Regions from separate parts of the Homo sapiens genome. Here regions 2 and 3 are each linked to region 1. A link is a loop called in an ENCODE intact Hi-C map of the cell type or tissue named here. Cell type or tissue: ascending aorta. All regions are shown on one strand.

Region 1 (2,500 bases):
CTTTATTGATGTTGGTGAAATACTTTCTTGCCTTTCTTTAAAGTCTTTTCAAGAGAGTTTATGCTTTAGAAAGGCAAACCATTTTGGCATGGTTGGTGTCTTCATCTGAAACAAAAGTCTCAGTGCTGTGTTTCTTGCTTGGTTATGACTTTCTATTGATTGACCTGGCTGGAAGTTCCTGGTCACTAGGAGGTGAGAATTCCCGGCATGGGGGAGAGGGACCTGGACACTTACCTGGACCTGGGAGAGATTTCCTGGCCATCACCAAAGAGCATATTAATATCACTCAGGATGAATTTGTGTTTTCCATCTTTGAGGAGGAATTGACCCTCAGTGGGTTATGCTGGCTGGGTGGATGGGGTAGTTCCCATGTGGCTGGTTACCATGCTCAACCTTGCACTCCGAGAAGAGCTCGCTTGTCTGCACCCCCAGACCGTTTTCAGAGTGGGGGCTATTAACCTTTCTTGTCCCCCCGCTTTGTAGGAGAACATTCCTTATAAATCTGCCTTACTGAGTGATGTGTATTTGGCAACTTCCTGTAAACATTCCAGGCCCAGATTAGCGATGACATGGCCTTTGCCAAGAGAAGCCTGAGTGACTTGCTGGGTGTGTGTGCTTTATGAAAGAAGACCCCTTTGGGTTTGGTAAAGTCTGCCTGGGTGCCAACCCCACTGGCATGTTTTGTGGGAACCTGCCAGGACTGAGCAGTACTGAGTATGGGACTTCCTGCCCTTCGGCTCTTGTTAACCCAGCCTCAGTCACCTGAGGGTTTTCGGGGTTCCAGCCCACTTGGTCATGGGCCCTTGAAGAGAGCTGCCCATTGGTGGCCAGCACTCTGTACCTTGGCCACCTGGTTGAGAGGGGCGGCACCCTGGAAACGAAGTGGCAGATGGGGGCGGGCCCCAGAGTGGGGGGTGGGGCAAGGTCTGGATATATCTGTTTGGTCCCGAAGTGCAGAGATGAGGCGCAGCCCAGTCCTCCTTTTGGGGCTCCCCACTGGTGGCTGAGGGTGAGGGGCGATGACAGAGATCCCCCAGAAGTATACAGCTGGGGCTTGGAAGGCTGTGGGAGGGGTCTTGGTGGACACTGGGGCCTGGCACGAGTGGGGCCTATGAGAGGGCAGTCACTGGCATGTGCCTTGACTTCCCTGCTTTGCGTCACCTGGGAAACGAATGGCTGTCCCTACAGCACTGCGTCCATGCCCCATGCCAAGCACAGACCCTGTTCCAGGGACTTGGGATTTGAGTGATAACTTCTAGCCAGGCTACTGATGAATTCGTTTTCAGCTGATAAACTCCAAGTGCCCAGCTGTGGCAGGGGGTTGTCCTTGGCCTGGCACGTTTCTCTCTGAGGTGAGCTGCTGGAAAGCCAGTGTTCCGGATGCTGCACAGGCTGAGCCCGGCGGTGCTCCCTCTCCTGGCGGGCGCCTGGCACGGAGGGGGCTCAGGAAGTCCTGGGAGGACGCTTGGCAGTGCTGAGTCAGAGCAGGCGTGGCTGGCCCTGCGCACCGGTCTCTCTCAGCTGTGTGTGGTTCTCTGAATTCAGAAGGCTCTGGGGCTCCCCCGGCGGCTCTGCATCCAGGTCATGCCACCCCTCCCAGAAAGCCTTCCTTTTTCCACATCAGCACTCAGGCTGTGGTCAGCGGGAGTGCAGTGCGGACGCCTGAGAGCCCATGTGCTCTTGAGGTGGCTTTGTAGAACCTACTCCCTGGCCTCTTAGGAAGTGACTCTCAGCGGGCAGCTCACGTCTCATTTCCTGCGCTTTGCTGAGGTTTCTGTTTGTGGTTGGGGGAGTGTGGGACCTCACATGCCTTGCCTTGTGCCAGCGGCATTTGCAGGGCAATTAAGAGCCTGGGCTGCAGACAGAGGGCGAGCATCACTCCCTGCGCCGACTCTGTCATCACTCAGGGCTCTCCTTCCCTGGCAGGGCAGGGCTGGGCGCTTACTGGAAACGTCTGGTATGGTTTCTGTTAAATGGGCGAGTCAGAGGCAGAGAGTCGAGAGCTTCACGTAATTGATATTTGGACTCAGCAGGCAGGGCAGACGGGGGAGGGAAGCAGGGCCTCAGTGTCCTGCCCCACAGGCTGAGTGTCTTTAGGTCATTTTGTTCGACCTTAAGAGGAGAGATGGCTAATTTAAGGCGGCTTCAGTGGCCATTTTCAGCCACCAAGAATTCCCAGAATACCGGATGTGCTTGCTCTAAATGTGTGAAGGTGCACATCTGAGAGCTGGTAAGTGACAGCCAGGGTGTGGTTTTGTTTGAGTTGACAGCCTTGTGCAGCTACAGGGTGTGCCGGGTGCAAAGGTGAATAATGGTGAGCTGATTCCAATTTGAAGAAAAATAAATGCTGAGAAGGCTGTGGGTTTCAGTGCTTCCCCAGTGTTTTCTTGTCTTCAGTGGTTGCCGGTCATGTGTCTAAATAGCATTGGAGCTCCAGGGCCTGGCTGGGAATTCTCGTCCCTCCCACACCTGTGCCTCAGTTTCCCTAGTGTCAGGTGGG
Region 2 (2,500 bases), 690 kb after region 1:
CTCAGAACTTCCTGGGCTCTGGGAAGAGCTTGAGCAGTCCAGGTCAGCCAGGGCACCTGGGCCAGACTCGCTGGAGCTGCCACTCCCAAAGGCTGGGCTTGCATCCCCCAGGAGGTCGGTGTCAGCCTCCACTGGTTTCTGTAGAATTCCATGAGTAGTTTTGGCATCCACTTCCTTGATGAGCTGTTGGCTTTTAAAAGAGACTTAATCAACGTGAAGCAGCGAGTACCTGGTGAGGTTAGGGGCCTCAGCATTCATTCTCAACATAGGTTTAACATTCTCACACCAGAAGCAGGGCTGAGTCACCCTTGGCACGGCTTCCCGTTCTCCACCCCCCACCTCAGTTCCTCAATGTAGTTCCTTCCTGTCCTCCCAGGGACCAGCTCCCGGTGGAACGGCTGGACACAACCACGTGACTTCCTCGCTGACCCCGCCCTCATGCTTCTTGGGGTTCCAAGTTACAGGGGTGCCTCTGGGCTGCTTGCCTGTTTAATTGTGCTCATCACGCGCTTTGCCAGGTGCTGGACCCAGACTCCTCCAGCAGCCTCTGCCACCCAAACAGCACTCGTCATCATGCACGAGGTCTGCCCCCAGGCCCACAGCATGCACACAGCACAGGCTGCTGCCTGGGGGGTCAGATGTGGGACAGCACACCCAAATGCCTCAAGCTGATGCCAGAGAAAGAAGCCTGGAGGCATCTCTCCCACCTGGTAGACTGGGCTCCTCAATTTCCCACCACTTCCTTTATTTTTATGTTTTTTTTTTTTGAGACGGATTTTTGCTCTGTTGCCAAGGCTGGAGTGTAATGGCATGATCTCGGCTCACTGCAACCTCCACCTCTGGGGTTCAAGCGATTCTCCTGCCTCAGCCTCCCAAGTAGCTGGGATTACAGGTGCCCGCCACCATGTCTGGCTAATTTTGTTTTGTATTTTTAGTAGAGACAGGTTTTCATCATGTTGGTCAGCCTGGTCTCAAACTCCTGACCTTAGGTGATCCACCCGCCTCGGCCTCCCAGTGCTAGGATTACAGGCAGGAGCCACCGCACCCGGCATCCACCATTTCCTGTAAAAAATCCATTCGAGCACCTGCCCACCAGCATACAGTGACCCCACCCTACTCCCCGATAGACAAGGCTGGCTGCCACCCTCTCAGCTGTCCCCTGCCTATGCTCCAGGGCCTGGCCCCAGTCCTCTGTGTGGCCTCCAGCCTGCTGTGGGCCTGTAAGTCATATAATCATTATTTCCGCCTGTGTTTCTCCTAATCACTGAAGGGTGTGCACCACTTAATGACCCTGAATTCTAACATTAAGGGACCTGACAGCATTCCGATAACACTTTAATCTGCGTGAAAACATCAGCTACAAGCAAAACAAGAAAGCTCAGTCAACATTGTCCTGTGGCTTAAACCTCACCCGAGGACATGCCCAACAGATCAGTCCTGGGGACTTGCAGGCCCCAGGATGGCCAGCAGGGGGCGTGGTAAACAAAGGTTTTCTGCATGAATCTGCTTTCCCCTTCAAGTCGGGGACTGGCAGTGCTGTGGCCAGGGACAGTCAAAGCCTTCACTGAAGGGCAGGGCTGAGGTGCAGGATGCCACCTGCAGGCACAGAAGGACCTGAGTGGCCTCTGCGACGCCTCCCTGGGATGGCGCCTGCTACAGTGGAGTGGCACAGGTGCAGAGAACACCTTCCCAGGGACCCACCTGTCTCTGGGGCACTCGCTGCTCACAATGTGGGACTGCATGGCGCAGGGCCCCTGACAGAAGAGGCGGCTGTTGGGATGGTTGGGGCTGGACTACAACACAGAGGGCACAAACACTGTTTCACCTGTTCCCCAGCCTTCAGGTCCCTGAGAAGACGCAGGGTCATGTGCCAGTGCCTCAGATAAGGGGCCCATGTCACCTGCCCTTCTCTTCCAACTCTAAGTTTGAAGATGTCAAAACTGAGAAACTGAGGGTGAGGGACCTGTCAGACTGCTCACAACTCCTCTGCTGCCCAGCTGCCACCTTGGGGCGGCACTGCCTTCCCAGGCGGCCACTCGGCTGTCCTCTGAATGACACGTGGGCAGCTGCACGCAGCGGCTGCTCTTGGTCTCATCCCACTGACGTGGGAGCACCACAGTGACCACCACCTGGGCCTCAGCAGAGTTCCAGAAAGGAGATGACAGCCACGAGTCCAAGCCACAAGCTCAGAGTCACTCTGGCTGGAGCCCCTCAGGGCCAACCTCTCAAGCCCCTCCCAGCTCCTCTACACCCTCTGCCCTATGGAGGCTGCTGGGTGATCCTGGAGGCATAGGGGAGAGGCAGGGGATCTGTGGCTCTGGGACGGATCACACCCATGGCAGCTGGGAGGCGACTTCTCTGCTGCTGGGTCTCCCTTCCTTCTTGGGGTCGTTGTAAACCAATGTTTGATTCATTCTCGCTTCGTTTGACCAAATTTCAAAAGGGGCAAAAAACAAAGTTGAAAAGTAGCAAGCAGACATGGGAAGAACTGCAAATTCAG
Region 3 (2,500 bases), 540 kb after region 1:
ATCGTGGGCACAGAAAGATTCGTGCTGCAATGGGTCCTATACAATACCCTCATCCATTTTATTTCTACCGAAACTTAAGACCAGCATTTTTTAAACGCCGAGATTTTAAACCACGGTTCCTGTGAGTGGAGCAAAACCAGCCATTAAGTCGCCAGGTCCCATCTCATGCACTGAGGCTTCAAGGACTATCAATCTGCATCCTGGGGCGAGGGGAACATCCCAGGCGGAGGCCCGGACGCCGAGGGCGCGCAGCCCCCCAGCAGGGTACCCACACCCGGCTCACCCCCGCCTCCACCTGCCAAGGGCCGGACCGCGGCCCGGCTTCCCGGGGGAGCGTCCGCGCTGACCAACGCCCGGGCGCCGCGAGTGTCAACGCCAGACACCGCCTGCAAACAAAAAGCGACCCTCGGCCCGACCCCTGGCCCCGGCGCCGGCCCCGGGACCCCAACCTGCCCCTCCCACCGCGGCCGCCCCGGACCGGGGGCGCCGCACAAAGGCCGGCCCGACCCGCTCGGCGCCGCGGGAACAAAGGCGGCCGCCTCGGCCGGGCCGGGCACAGGTGCAGCCGCAGGGCCCGGCCGGGCCCAACATGGCCGCGCCCGCCCGCCCGGCCCCGTTAGCCGCCGCCGCCCGCAGGCCGCCGCCCCTCCCCTGCCCGGACTCGTCCCGGCCTCCGCGGTCCGCCCGGTCCTCCCGCCGGCCCTCAGGCCTCCGCGGTCCTCGCGGTCCCCACGACCCTCTCAGGCCGCCCGGCCTCCCGGTCCCCCAGCCCCTGAGCCGGCCCCTCAGGCCTCCTCAGTGCCCCCACTCCTCCCGGCGCTCCCGCCCCCTCAGGCCTCCGCGGTCCTCCCCGCCGCCCCTCAGGCCTCCCACAGCCCGGCCTCCCGGCCCCAGCCCCGGCGGTTGGCGGCCCGCGACTGTTGGGCGGGCGCCCCAGTGACCTGCGGTGCGTCGCATCCTCGGCGGGCGGCTCTCCGGAGCGGCAGGCTGGGAGGGGGCCGGGGCCGTGCGGCGGTAGGGCCCAGGCGGGGAGGGGGCGGCGGCGGCGGCGGGCGCAGCGCGGCCAGGCCGAGGCTCTCGCGCGCGGCGCCGACCCCGCCCCCGCGCCTCCCGCCCGCCGCCGCCGCCGCAGCCGGGGCCGCCGCCGCCTCGCAGAAGCCGCGGGAAAAGTGCGCGCCGCTGATTGGCTGCCGCGCTCGCGGGGCCCGCGGACCGGGCTTTTCAAATCCGCGCCGGGGCCGCGCACGGGCGGGGCGGGCAGGCACGCGGCGGGTGGGGGCCGCGCGGGCGGGCGGGGCTGGCAGCGCCGGGAGGGCCGGGCCGCGGGCCCCGCGAGCCGCCTCAGAGTAGCGCCGGGCGCGCGCCCTGCTCCCGCTACTCGGCGGCGCGCACCCGGCCCAGACCCGGCGCCCGCGGGCGCCGCGCTCAGTGACGTCACGATCCGCGCCCAATCACCGTCCGGAGCCGGCGCCCCCGAGCCGTGGGCGCGCGGCCGCGGAGGCTGGCGTTGGGCGCGCGGCCCGCCCGCGCGGGTCCCCAAGCTCCTGTCCCGTGAGAGGGGCGCGGGGCCTGGGGCCCGCGGGAGGCTGCTAGCGGCGTCCGCCTCGCGGAGCGGCAGTGCGGGGACGGGTGGGGAAACCGCCGCAGAGGCCCCGCCGTGGCGGGCCCGGAGCCTCAGAACAGACGTGGCGGAGAGGGTCAGACGCCACGACGGGGCAGGGCAGGGCGTCGTGCTCTTCCCGCCTAACGGCCGCAGGGCGTGAACGAGTCCCCCGGGCGAGGGTCCGACCCGGAGCTGGGCGCGGCTGCGGGAGGACCGCTCGCGAGGGGAGGACGCCTGGTCCAGGGGCGCTACCCCAGCGCCGCTGCGGTAGAGCCGGGCTTCAGGGGGTGGCGCGGGCGACTGCGTGCGGCACAGGGAGGAGGAGGAAGCGGCGCGGGCGAGCGGGGAAGTCAGACGCTGCAAAAAGTGGGCGGGCCGGGCGGTTGAAGCCGGTGTGATTTGCTGCCCGCCGCCCATGGAAGTTCGGCTCCTGCCTCCAGGTGCTGCCGGAGCCGGCGGCCTTGGGTTTTCTGTCACGCAGGTTCAGGGAGCCGGGAACACCTTCGGCCTTGAGCCTTAGTGTCTGCTCGAGCTTTACAGGCCCAGCTTGAGCCCTCGCTGAGAAGCGGGCCCAGGGGAGCCTGGCGAGAGTTTGGTCAAGGAGAGCTTTGTGAAAGTGCGCTACCCGGGCTATAGAACGACACCTCAGCCCAGGTCCTGCCTCCCCGGACCCACCTCCAGCCACCAAGGAGTGGCCACAGTTCACCTCCTCTTCCTCTCCCGCGCCGCCTCCGCTGCTGTCCCTTCACAGGTGCTGGGCCCCTGTATGGGTTGAGTTGTGGCCCCCCCAAAAAAACAAGGGTTGCTGCAAGACTTACTATAAGGCTACAGTAATTGAGACATTGTGGTACTGGTGGAAAAATACACAAATAGATCCATGAACAGAATAGAGAACCC

Evidence for each region. Peaks named below come from ENCODE experiments on the same cell type or tissue, not always from the same donor. Only the 100,000 strongest peaks of a DNase experiment are listed, where the experiment ranks them.
Region 2: a loop joins it to region 1, with 4 times the contacts of the local background. A loop is called at or near these places in 5 of 110 quality-filtered maps.
Region 3: a loop joins it to region 1, with 5 times the contacts of the local background. A loop is called at or near these places in 5 of 110 quality-filtered maps.

The regions. Positions count from the first base shown.
Region 1 is chr4:2,412,459-2,414,958 of GRCh38, reverse strand. The region is part of intron 1 of ZFYVE28 (zinc finger FYVE-type containing 28); the gene reads left to right. Among named protein-coding and RNA genes, the nearest start is that of ZFYVE28, 4.9 kb to the left of the region's middle. RefSeq lists enhancers at 1,147-1,396, 2,389-2,500. In ascending aorta, a CTCF peak has its summit at 1,412 (motif pointing left); a DNase peak (open chromatin) is centred at 1,538; H3K4me3 peaks cover 1,266 bases; H3K27ac peaks cover 1,687 bases.
Region 2 is chr4:1,725,398-1,727,897 of GRCh38, reverse strand. It overlaps TACC3 (transforming acidic coiled-coil containing protein 3), which reads right to left. Exons shown (of 16, transcript NM_006342.3): 4 at 1-190. Among named protein-coding and RNA genes, the nearest start is that of TACC3, 5.1 kb to the right of the region's middle. In ascending aorta, a CTCF peak has its summit at 1,449 (motif pointing right); DNase peaks (open chromatin) are centred at 377 and 1,477.
Region 3 is chr4:1,869,984-1,872,483 of GRCh38, reverse strand. It overlaps NSD2 (nuclear receptor binding SET domain protein 2), which reads right to left and starts at 1,091. Exons shown (of 22, transcript NM_001042424.3): 1 at 942-1,091. RefSeq lists silencers at 658-1,357, 1,408-1,637, 1,668-1,927 and an enhancer at 1,661-2,162. In ascending aorta, no CTCF peak of the experiment used is centred here; DNase peaks (open chromatin) are centred at 886, 1,333 and 1,953; H3K4me3 peaks cover 2,202 bases; H3K27ac peaks cover 2,137 bases.